Linked DNA regions of Homo sapiens: region 1 is linked to region 2. Evidence: chromatin contacts called from ENCODE Hi-C or POLR2A ChIA-PET data. All regions are on one chromosome and are shown on one strand. The core of a region is the stretch at or near the end of the contact, and the rest is flanking DNA. Distances in the headings are between cores, read along the strand shown. Region 1 has its middle 48 kb from the start of LINC01773. Region 2 has its middle 37 kb from the start of LINC01773.

Region 1 (6,251 bases), core at 3,470-5,969, 86 kb after region 2:
CCAATTCCCATATTGGGTGGTCCCTCAAAGGTATCTTGCTCTTCTACAGCTTCCCTGGAGAGATCTTTCCACTGCTTAAGACAAAACAGTAGGGAGTGTGCCTGTGTGTTTTCTCCATCAAATTTGAATAAGGTCTCAATTTTCCTTTTCAGATTATCATTTAACAAGGTTTATTGTTCATGCTTATGTGCCTCAGGCAGCCTATTAGGATGCTAGGGAAAACTGCCCATTTATTATTTTTGTTTAAGCCTGAAAACAAAACATGTAAAACTGTAGTTTCTATTCTTGGAGAGGAGGAATGGCTCCCAGGTCTGACCACCCACCCGCCTCATCCCTTAGACTCTGATCCCCACACTGGGCTGCACTGGGAAGGCTCTCAAACTCCAGGCTACCTTTCCTTTGAGCCTGGACCATTATGTAAGCCTCTGTAGTCACTAGGACTCAAAGAAAAAAATCTGTTTTAAAAACTCGGCTTCCTTAGTAAGATTGTCACTTCCCCTTGTCTCAGATGAATTGTTTTCCCAGAGAGGGGAGTGTGTGTGTTTTCAAATGTTCCAATCTGACTCAGGATGCCAGCTAGATTCAGCAGAGAAGGGGTGGAGCATGTAACTCTCACACAGGAGAGTAAGGCAGGGGCACTCCGGCAGAGCTCATTGAGGAGAAGCAGACTTCTTAGCTGGTGTAAGCGAACTGGCAACTCAATTTCAAGGACACAGGAGAATCACCAGGGAGGCTCCAACTACAGAGCGAAGCCTTGTCTGTGTATTTTTGCATGCATCTGTGCCACTACTAATCTGTCTGCTTCCATTGCAATAGCCCAGTTCTTCTATTAGATTGAGTGCAACCAGGAGAAGAGAAGCAAACTCACACACTATTAGGACATATTTGTGAACAATAGAGTAAGTAAAATTAAGGTTAATAAGCTCTGAATATATTTCCACATCACACTGCTAGCACTTGCTCTAGTGACTCAAACCTATATATCTCATACTCTGAAAATCCATCAGAGAGACACCAGGATGCCCCCTCACAAAGTTCACATATCAACTATCCAAGAGATTCATCAACTCATGGCAACACTTTAGAAGCCCATAGCATCATGGTTGTCAAAATCTGTTTAAGGTGAATAGTTCTGGGTTTTATCCTTCAGTTCCTCCTAGAGATGAAGCCCCAGAAGCAAGGGTAGAGCAGAAAATCTAAAGAGATTCTAATTGCGGATAAAAAATAGCATCGAATACTCGTCACCCTGCCCCTGGTGACTTCTCAGATCAGAGTTGAGGAGGGAGGATGAACTGTGTGCATGATTCAGAGTGGTTGGGAGAGAGTGAGGGTTTCTTTTTCTTCTTCTTCTTCTTTTTTTTTTTTTTTTTTTTTTTTTTTTTTGAGACGGAGTTTCGCTCTTATTGCCCAGGCTGGTGTGCAATGGCGCAATCTCAGCATCTCAGCTCACTGCAACCTCCGTCTCCCAGGTTCAACCACTTCTTCTGCCTTAGCCTCCCAAGTAGCTGGGATTACAGGTGTCTGCCACCACGCCCAGCTAACTTTCTGTATTTTTAGTAGAGACGGGGTTTCACCAGGTTGGCCAGGCTGGTCTCAAACTCCTGACCTCAGGTGATCCTCCCGTCTCAGCCTCTCAAAGTGCTGGGATTACAGGCATGAGCCACTGCTCCTGGCCAGATTTCTTATGAAATGAGTTGGTACATTTAACTTTCAGTCCTACTTAAACGTCTTCATGTGGTTGTAGTAACATACCTTGATCTCCTCAGAAAACATCATGGTCTGAGGGTTTGAGCTGCAGCAATTTTGAAAATTGTCTCAGGCTTGGGAAACAGCCTCTCTGGATTTATGGTTAGTGGCAAACTGGCATCCTGCCCTGTTGTGAATTTTAAAAGAATGTTCTCTTTCTAGGATTTTTCCAATTTTCCTCAAACATGATAACGTTGTTTGGGGGATTCCTGACTCATAACCAAACCGTATGTCCTCTAATACAGTTACAACCTAAGTTAAATGAATATTTATTGGCCTGACATATACCCACTTAAAGTTGGGAAAACTGAGGACTGATATAAAAATTTTTATTCAAGTCATTGGCCAGAGTTAAAAAGGGGAGCTCATGGTTGTATTTTACACATTTTATCATAGTTGTTCGGTCCTTCTTGAATGAGAAACACCCTTCAGGAAGATGCAATTTACTATTTATGTCTTTTTGCTGAACTATACCTTGATCACACTGACTACTGAGTGGCCGTGGCCCCTCTCAGTTGTCTCTGCATCTTTGGGCCCCATGAGAGCTTGCTGATTTCTGATTTCGCTGCTATCTGCATGCCTAGATGGGCTATTTACCCATTCTCTGGGGTTTGAGGCAGTAGGCGTTAGCTTTGAGGTGAAGAGTTGTGAGGATAAACTTCCTTTAGGGAAGGACATGAAAATCATATTTAGGGGCAGTTCACAGGCTCTTTTTTGGTAGTCATAGCTCCCCCTGCTGCCCAGTTAGGGGCAAGAGAGGCCAAAGGAACTGAAGTGAGACAAAGTATAACCGACTTGGGTGGAGTCAAGTCAGCTCCAGGAGCCAGCAACTGAAGACAACTCACCTTAGCTCTAGAGCCTAGGACCCTAAGCATGCCCAGGAGAAGAGATGGCAAATGTGAGAAAAGGCAATGAATGATTTAGGAAGGCAGTGTTAGGTTTTTGAGGGTGGGGGAGTACAAAAAAGGAGGATTGACATTTTTAAATGGTATTACCAAACTGTTGGCTAAAATCAAATATACAAACAGAAGAAAATTTTGAATTCACACACAAATGTAACTAACCAGCAGGCTCTCCACTCCTCCATCATATGTCTTATCCTAGAATATCTCAGCTCTGTCAGCTCTTACTGGGGGCAAGTTACGTAAACTCTGCCTCGTTTTCCTGGTCTGTAAATGGGATTTAGTATAATGATTTAAAGAAAAAAAATGTATATATTTCTCACAAAGCCATGTATTTGTATAGAAGAAGCCAACACATGTTGGCTGTTTTTTTTCTCCTTGTGCTATTTTTATTTAAGCTATTGGTCCTCAAACATGGTTGTACACTGGAATCACATGGAGAATCTTTTAAAAATACTCATTCCTGGGTCCCATTCCGAAGGATTCTGATTTAATTGATATATGGGGTGTGGCCTGGGTATGGAGAGTTTTCAAATCTCCCAAGGAATCATAATATGTAGCAAAGTTAAAGGGCCATTGCTCTAGGGCTCCTCATCATCCTTCTTCAGAGACCAGTGTTTCACAAGGGGTTGAGGTGTGCCAGGTGGAGTGAAGTGACCTTTTGCAGTGTCAGATTTGTGGAGGGACACAAGGAAACACTAACTCTTTACTGAAATGTGGTCTTGGGCCCAGCAGCATCTGAATCACTGGTGAGCAATTTAATTTTAGACTCTCAGATCCCACTCCAGACCTGCTGGATCATAGTCTTCATTTCAACAAGGTCCCTAAGTGATCTGCACACAGATTCAGGTTTGGGAAGTCCTGCTGTAGCTCACACGTTCTCTCTCTCTCTCTCTTTCTCTCTCTCTCCTTTCTTGCTTTGGCTTCTTTATTCACCATAGAGAATAGTGTTGAGTATTTCTGATGAGGAAATATCCTTGCAAAAAAGGCTCTGGGTCTTTATTTCTCTTCAGATTCCAATTTCCTTAATTTTTTTTTTTTTTTTTTTTTAGCTGCCAAACATAGTTTGAGTTTCTAATACCTGTCTCAACTTACAAGCACCCACTTCAAGTCTGCTGATAGATGTACACTGGGCCTCTTATGTAGCGTCTAAAAATATTCTTTCTAGGGCCGGTGCAAATGCCTTGATGGGGCCAGCTTTGGCCTATTGATGAGACAGGGTCGACGTTTGATAGAGGATCTTTGGTACATCACAGCGGTGAGACCAAATTTAGAGAATGATTATCATTTACTAAAAGTTCAGAAAGGGAATAAAATCTTCCATCAGAACCTACTTATTAAGGTTACCTTAACAATAAACCATAAAATGAATGGAATGTTGGCCTTGTGGACCGGTTCCTAAAAAAGACAATGCAAATATTTTAAACTAAAATGTAAGGAGATGGGACAGGGCTTTGGAAAAGTGGGAGTGGGGTAGAGTGATTTAGTAAAGAGAATAAATCTCAACAGGAATTTTGTTTCTATAACATTAGCATAATTCTGTGACATTAGTACTTCTTCCTCACTCCCTCACCCATCTCATTTCAAAAAGGGAAATATTTAAACATGAGTTTTAAAAGATTCATTTTGAGATGGAAATAATACAAGAATAACTATTGCTGTCTTCACTTTTTCTCTCTTATTTTCTTTCCGGAGACACGATGTCCCATTTATGATGCTTTTATGTCTATAAACGATTTGGGGAAAGCACTGAAACCAAATCTGTAAACGTGCAAGCCTTCTGCATTGGTGGGGAGGGGATAGGGTGAGGGGGAGACACAAATTGCAAAGAGCAGAATAATCAGATACAGAGGGACTTTGATCTTCTGGAGACCTAAGCTAATAGATGTTAAGTGCAGTTCAGTGGAAGTAATAACCCATGAAGAAAACAAAATCTGCAAAATGACAAAATGCTGCAGTCCACTGATCAAGGAAGACATTGGAAAATTACTATGAAAGCATCCTTAGCCCAGCAGATCCAAGGTGAAAAAAGGGCTGCGTCTGCCAACCAGCAGCCAGACATTCCAGGCAGACTTAGCCGTCTCCCATTTTGTGGCCAGATTAACACTCTGTGTAACCTGAATGCCTTCTCACTGAAAAGGCATGAACTGGCACCACTGCAGCCCTGGGCTTCATCTCTCCCAGTGACGCCATAGTGAATCACTGTGAGGCTAGCTACAGACTCGGTGGGGGCATTCCAGGGGCCGTTATTACCGTTAATCAATTAGGAAGAGTTAAGAATTTCTGAATATATGCCAAATGCAGTGCTGGTCATTTTTTTGACATCAGTAGGACATACTTGAGATAAATTTGACATCTGTCAATAAATTAGTATTTCACCAAGCAAACTACTTAGAAAAAAATTGGAAATTTACGGACATTGAAATGCACTTTAGAAATCCAGAAACTTTATAAAGGAGAACTCCTTAATACTAGTCTATTTAAGTTATATTTTATTATGAGTATTTATTTATTGAGCAATGACTACATCACATATGTTGTATACAAGATAGGGCAGAATTAATTTAACTGTATAGAACAAACTAAATTTGTATTATCCAAAGAAAATCTACAACTTGAAGTAATTACTTTTGTTGGAGACAGATTCTTTATTGTGAAAATAATTAAACAAACAAACAAACACCATCAGAGAATGTGAGTTAACAGTCAGGAAACTGGGAGAAATGGAGAATGCATTTTAAAAGTCCCACCTTCCCACATTTCATGTAATGGCTAATTAAACATATGGAATACATTATCTGAACCACAAATTAATGTGTTTGGATAGGGTAGGAGCAAACAAATGAAAATGAAGGAAAGCTATGCAATTGGAATCCAGGCATGATGTGGACAAGCTCTGCTGGGCACCAGCATTTGGTTCATGTTTGAAAAAATTACATTAGAACACTTAAAAGCAACATCTTGCTTAGAGGATTCTCCTTTTCAAGAGAAAAATTGAAGTTGGCAAAGCTCGGATAACAATATATACTAGTATTATTGATGGCCAAAAATAAGAGGAAAGGAAATTACACCACTGATTTATTCCAATACATTTAAACTTTCTGGACAGTTTCCACATGTTAAAAAGGACATTGGTGAGCATCTACAGGTATCTTATTAAGCATTGTGCTGCCTCTCAATATAGTTATTTACAGAAAGACTGGCCTTTAAAAATATATTTTGCCTATGGGGAAAATTGAGACTGGACCTACATGATGCCAATGGTACTTATAGAAAATTAAAACTCCTCAATTGTTGGAAAAGATATTTTATATCATACATGTATGTATTTTCGAAACAAGTTGCTTCCTTGTCTTAGAGTCTTGTGGGTACAGGCTTGGCTCCCACTGTAGACTAACCAGGTGATGAAAATGAGAACTCCCAACTCTGAGTTACCCGTCCATTACTCAGCCTGCTAGGCCACGCTGCCTCTCCCCAGCAACTCTCCCTATCTATTATATACATATATACAATTTAGACTGAGCATGCTGGGTGGCTTAACTAATGATTGCAGACCACTTTGGAAATAGAAAATACCCTGTGTGCACAGAACTAGTAATGATT
Region 2 (6,087 bases), core at 2,156-4,655:
CTTGGTCTACTCTTTCAAACACCGATCTCTTCCAAAAACGTCCTCACAGGCACAACCAAAAATATTGTTTTACCAGCTATCGTAATATCCTTTAACCTAGTCATGTTGACACATAAAATTAATTATCACAGCAAGTAACTTAAACACACAGACAGAGAGAGAGAGAGAGAATCAGAAATACATATGAAGATAACAAAATCCAAACAGTCAGACAATGTTCAGCACCCAATCCAAAATTACTAGATAGTCTAAAAAACTAAAATATGCAATTAGGAGAAAAATCAGTCAATGGAAACAGAATAAGACATGACAGAGATGATAGAACTAGCAGACAGAAAAGATGTTACAACAACTGTTATACTATGTAAACTACTTAGAACAAAAGTACATAATAAAAAGATACAGAGAAAAATAAAAAGTCTAGACATGAAAAATATAACTCTGTAATGAAAACTTTACTGAATGAGGTTAATATCAACAGATAATAGACACTGCAGATGAAATAAAATAATCAGTAGTCTTTCATATAACAATAGAATAAAGCAAAAGAGAAGAAACAAACAAACAAAAAAAACCCCAAAGCTTCTGTGATCTATGGAACATTATAAAGTATTTAAAAGGTACGAATTATGTCCTGGGGGTAAGAGGGGGAAAATATTTGATGAAATAGTGGCCAAAACATCTTCACATTTGCTAAAAACTATAAAGCCAAATTCCAAGAAGCTCAATGTAAACTTAATGAAGAATGAACACCCCCCCCGCCCCCCCGCCAGCAACAGACATACACACAGAGTGAAGTGGAAGGTGAAATAATATTGAGAGAAACAGTGATAATCATACAATCTTAAAAATAGAGAAAAAAGAAACATTACATAGAAATACAAAGATATGAAGCTAAAGACTTCTTGTGAGACGTTATCAAAGTCAGGAGGAAATGGAGTGGCATATTAAAAGTACTAAGAATGCTGTCAGCCTATAATTTTACACTCAATGAAAATATCCATACAAAGGGGGGGTGGGTAAAAGAGATTTTGCAGAAATCAAAAACTGAGGGTGTCATCAGCAGACATGAACTATAAGAAATGTAAAATGAAGCTCAACAGCAGAAATAAAATGATACCAAATGGAGACATGTATCTCAAAAAATAACAAGATTGCAAAAAATTGTAAATATGTGGGCAAACATAGCAGATTTTTTTGTGTGTTTTAAAATTCTTTAAAATATACTTGTTTAATTTGGAAGCAATGGTAACATATTGTGGGGTTTATAGTATGCTGTTTAGGGACCTTATAATAAATATGAAGAGCAGGGTAACCCATTTTATTCCCGTGTGCCTGTGACTTTCCTGGTTTGGTCACTAAAAGTCCTAAAAACTGGGAACTCCCTACTTCTACCCACAGACCTTGGCAAACAGGAATGGTTAGTCATCCAAGGTGGAAAAGCAGCTGTAATACATTAAAAGTGCATTTTGTAAGCCCTAGAAAAACCACTGAAAAACAAAACAAAAAAAAGTATAGCTCATAAGTAAATAGTAGAGATAAAATGGAATACTAAAAATACTCAGTTAATCCAAAAGTAGGCAGGAAAAGAGTAAAAAAGGAACAAAAAGGAGATGACACAAATAGAAAAAAAAGCAAGTTGAAAATTTAAACTGACAAATATCAATAATTATATTAAATTTAAATGGCCTGAACACTTCAATTAAAAGACAGAAATTGTCAGAATAGATCATCAAAGACCTAATTTCATGTTGTTAACAAGAAACTCATTTAAAATATAAAACACAAATAGGTTAAAAGTAAAAAGATGAAAAAGTTATACCATGAAAACCCAGAGCATTACAAAAAGTTGGAGTGGATGTAATTAATATCAGATAAAACAGATTTCAGAACATGGCATATTACCTAGAATTTCATGATCTTAAAGGGATCAAACCACTAAGGAGACAAACAATCCTAAATATGTATGCATTTGATAATAGGGCTTCAGGAATATGAAGCAAAATCTGAATAAACTGAAAGAATAAATATTAATAGAGCAAATCGACAGATAGTAAGAGTATAGATGCCTGGACAATACTAAACAACTTGATATAATTGACATTTATAGAACTCTGCAACCAGCATCAGCAATATACACATTTTTTTCAGGACTGTTTGAAACATTCAGCTAGACCATATTCTAAATCAAAAAGTAATTTTCAATAAGTTTAGAAATATAATTAAAATAATACAGTATATGCTACCTAATGATAAAGAAATTAAATTAGAAAGTAATAATAGAAAAATACCTGAAAATCTTCAGTATGTGGAAATAAAGCATGCTTTTAAATACCCACGGGAACAAAGAAGAAATTACAGGAAAATTATAAAATATTTTGAAAAAAAAGAAAACTAAAAACGCAACATATTAAAATCATGGGTTGCAGCTAAAGGCTGGAGAAAATTTTATAGCTTTAATGGTTATATTGAAACAGACAAAGATTCTAAAACCAATAATCTAAACTCCCACATTAAGAAATGAAAAATAGGAACAAATTAAACTCAAAATAAGCAGAAGAAAGGAAATAATAAAGGTGAGAAGAAAGTAATGAAATAGAAAAAGAATAGAGGGAGCCTATGAAACCGAATCTTGCTCCTTTGAAGAAAAACAGAACAAAATTGATAAACTTCTGGCTAGGCTGGTCAAGATTGAAAGAAGAGATAAATTGCTAACATTCAGGATGAAACAGAGGAGCTCACTATGTATCCTATAGAGATTATAGTAATAATATGATAATATCACAAAAACTTCCCTTCTAACAAGTACAACAATTGAAATGGACAAATTCTTTGAAAGACACAAGTTACTAAAACAGACTCAACTATTTTAACGCAATCGGTATCTACAACAATTACCATGAAACCATTTTGACAAGGTCACTGATGACTGCCCTGCTACTGAATACAATAATCTTTCAGTACCGATTTTTCTATTTGATGGTATTGAGCACTTCCTGAAATTTTTCTTTCTCTTTTTGGTGACATAATACTTTCTTTGATTTGTTCCTGTCTCTATGGTTATTCTTTATCATAATCTTCCATGGCTTAATTTTCCTTTGTCCACATGTTGGCTTTCTCTCAAAGTCTGTCCTGGACTCCACTCTCACTCAAAAACCTCTCTGGGTGATCTCATTTATTTTCAAGACTTTATTATCCTCTGTAGACTGATAAATCCCATATTTGTGACTCAATCAGGCAATTAAATATCTGCACCTGAGTGTATCACAGGCACCATGAACTCAACATTTCAAAATGGATTTCATTTGCTGTCCATATTGGAACTTTCATCTTTGCTTTTGCTTTCTCAATAAATGCCTGAGTCATTTCTGCAATTTCCTTATTTTCCCAAGCCAGGAAGTTTAGAGTCATCTTTCACTGCCTGTCTCTCTCAGTTTCATAATCCAGCTAGTCATCAAGTTGTGTAGACTCCACCTACCTACCTACTGTTTGCATTATTACTACTTAACTTTAGGTCGCTATTTCTTGCTTAGTATATCCCTCAAACTGTTCTCTCTTACTTCCTTTTTCCCCACTACTCTATTCCATTGTCTACATGTGCAAGAATTATCTTTCAGAAACAGGAACCTGATTATTCTCCTTCTTAAAGCCCTTGATCACTAACCTTTACAGTTAGAATAAGGATCAAACCCTATTGCAGTGTGCAATGTCTTTTGCAGTTTGATCCTTGCTTTTCTTTCACCTTATCTATCACCTCTTGCTCAGCCTTTACAATTTGCCCTTTAATTGTGATTACTTGCAGTTTTATTCATTTGTTCTCCCTATCCACTACCCTCAAGCTCTATACATTGGTGCTGTCTCAGACGAGAAAGCTTTCCCTCAACCCCTTTCCACATTACTTCTTGTCCTTCAGAACTAAGCCCAAGCATTACTTCCTCCAGAAATCTCATTGCATCTCACCAACCTGAGCTGTTATCTTTCCTAAGTATTCTTATACCCCCTACAAATAAAACTTACATAATACTTATTACACTTTGGAAAAATATTGAAAACAAACAATGATATTTGGAAAAGCAAAGTCATAACTCTACAGATTTATGAAATGGAGAGAAAAATGTAAAATAAAATGTTAACACAACATATAGAGCTTGGTTAAATGGAGAAAGACACTACAGATAAAAATAATTGTCGGCCGGGCGCGGTGGCTCACGCCTGTAATCCCAGCACTTTGGGAGGCCGAGGCGGGTGGATCATGAGGTCAGGAGATCGAGACCATCCTGGCTAACAAGGTGAAACCCCGTCTCTACTAAAAATACAAAAAATTAGCCGGGCGCGGTGGCGGGCGCCTGTAGTCCCAGCTACTCGGGAGGCTGAGGCAGGAGAATGGCGTGAACCCGGGAAGCGGAGCTTGCAGTGAGCCGAGATTGCGCCACTGCAGTCCGCAGTCCGGCCTGGGCGACAGAGCGAGACTCCGTCTCAAAAAAAATAAATAAATAAATAAAAAAATAAATAAATAAATAAATAAATAAATAATTGTCTATTTTAATACTAAAAAGGAAAGAAAGAAGGAAGGAAGAAAAAAGAATGAGAGAAATAGAGAAAGAGGAAAAGAAAGAAAGTAATGAAGGAAGGAAGAGATAGAGAAAGAAAGAAGAAAGAAAGAAAGAAAAGAAGGAGGGTGGGAGGAAGAGAGGAAGGAAGGAAGGAAGGAAAGAAGAAAAATAGGAAGAAGAGGGAAAAAAGGGCCTGAAAGATGTGTTTATAGTAGCACCACTGGGGGCAGTGGAATGAAATTGAGCAAAATGTAATGCAAGCTGGTTTTCCAGAAGAAAAATCTTAATAACCAGATCCATTGGTCTATGGATGGAGCCATTGGAGGAAAAGTGATAAGTTCCAACATTTGAGACATTTTATGCTGAAAATATCTAGTATCTGAAACAAACTGGGTGAAGGGAAAAATGTTCTGTTGGCCAAGGATTTCTGGGATCCTACAGATCTTTCCTCTAATTTTTGGATGCCACTAAATTTTGTGATTCATATCCAGAAAGCCCAGCTCTGATAGGCCAGAAATATTAGAACCAAATACAAATAGTTTGCCACACATCTTCTCCTTCCATAGGTTTAGAGCTTTGATTCTGTTTTGCTTCAGAAGCAGTTCAGGTCATAGTCAATGGACACAAAGAAGATGCATCTTCAAACCAGGATATGATTGGGAAGACTAAAGACTTGCAATTCTCCAGGTATGGTGCAAAGCACTTACTATGATTCAAAAGAAGCCTTGAAGACAAATTGAGCATTTGAGAACCACAGGGTGCAATTACTTTTACAAAAGATTTGTGTGATCAACAACCAGAAACTTTAAGAGTCTGTTATTTAAAAAATTAAATATTGAATTTACTTACTTTTTGCCTTACACAGGCAGCTGCTAGGAAGTATTTGATACTAAGTACTGGGAATTATGGCATGTGCCAAAAGGATTTTAGAATTGGGATCTAAGTTGTGATCTAATTAAACAATAAGACCTGACAAAACAGTCACTACTGGTCTGTTAATGACTTCCTGGGGCAGTTCAACTTCCCATGTCAAAGCAGAACAAGGGCAAGGTCATCTGTCTTTGGCTAAGGCTTTTTTTTCCCCTCTTAAAAATAATGCTTCTACTGTTCCCCCACCCCCATCGCTCTCTCCTTCTCTCTTCCTCTTCCATCCTCTCTCTTTCCCTTCATCCTTCTTTCTCTGTCTCTCTCTTTTTCTCCCTCTGTTTGTGACCAAAAAGTCTGATTCAGAAGTCTCAAAACAGCAAGACAAAAAAAAAAGTACTTAACAATCATCTAAAAATAAGCAAGAAAGAAATAGCACACCACAGCCCACAGCTCTACCAAATGGAGGCATAAAGTGAGGCAGAGAAGTCGGACAGCTTGAGAACACGCATGGCCACAATGAATGACACAAAGGAAAAGGCAAAGGCAGCAAATACATACTCAAACCCCAACTCCCACATGTGGAAACACCTGTTCCAATTGTGGCCACACCTGTAGGCCTGTGTAGAGCCCAGAGGCAGGTCTCAGTTCAGGAGAGAGGCTTATCTAC

Evidence for each region. Hi-C counts contacts between places; a loop is a spot of excess contacts on that map. ChIA-PET counts read pairs that join two places held with the same protein, here RNA polymerase II (POLR2A).
Region 1: a loop to region 2 is called in a map of mammary epithelial cell, with 3 times the contacts of the local background. The contact joins two enhancer-like sites. A Hi-C loop is called at or near these places in 1 of 168 maps with a recorded cell type or tissue (mammary epithelial cell) and 1 of 37 single-sample maps with no recorded cell type. POLR2A ChIA-PET finds 5 or more read pairs at or near these places in 1 of 52 experiments (MCF 10A).

What each region holds. Positions count from the first base shown.
Region 1 is chr1:87,951,457-87,957,707 of GRCh38, forward strand. No RefSeq gene overlaps it. Among named protein-coding and RNA genes, the nearest start is that of LINC01773, 48 kb to the left of the region's middle. Within about 2 kb of position 4,720, at least 2 of the 41 ENCODE cell types and tissues checked have a DNase peak (open chromatin) inside an H3K27ac peak, as active enhancers do.
Region 2 is chr1:87,866,411-87,872,497 of GRCh38, forward strand. No RefSeq gene overlaps it. Among named protein-coding and RNA genes, the nearest start is that of LINC01773, 37 kb to the right of the region's middle. Within about 2 kb of position 3,406, at least 4 of the 41 ENCODE cell types and tissues checked have a DNase peak (open chromatin) inside an H3K27ac peak, as active enhancers do.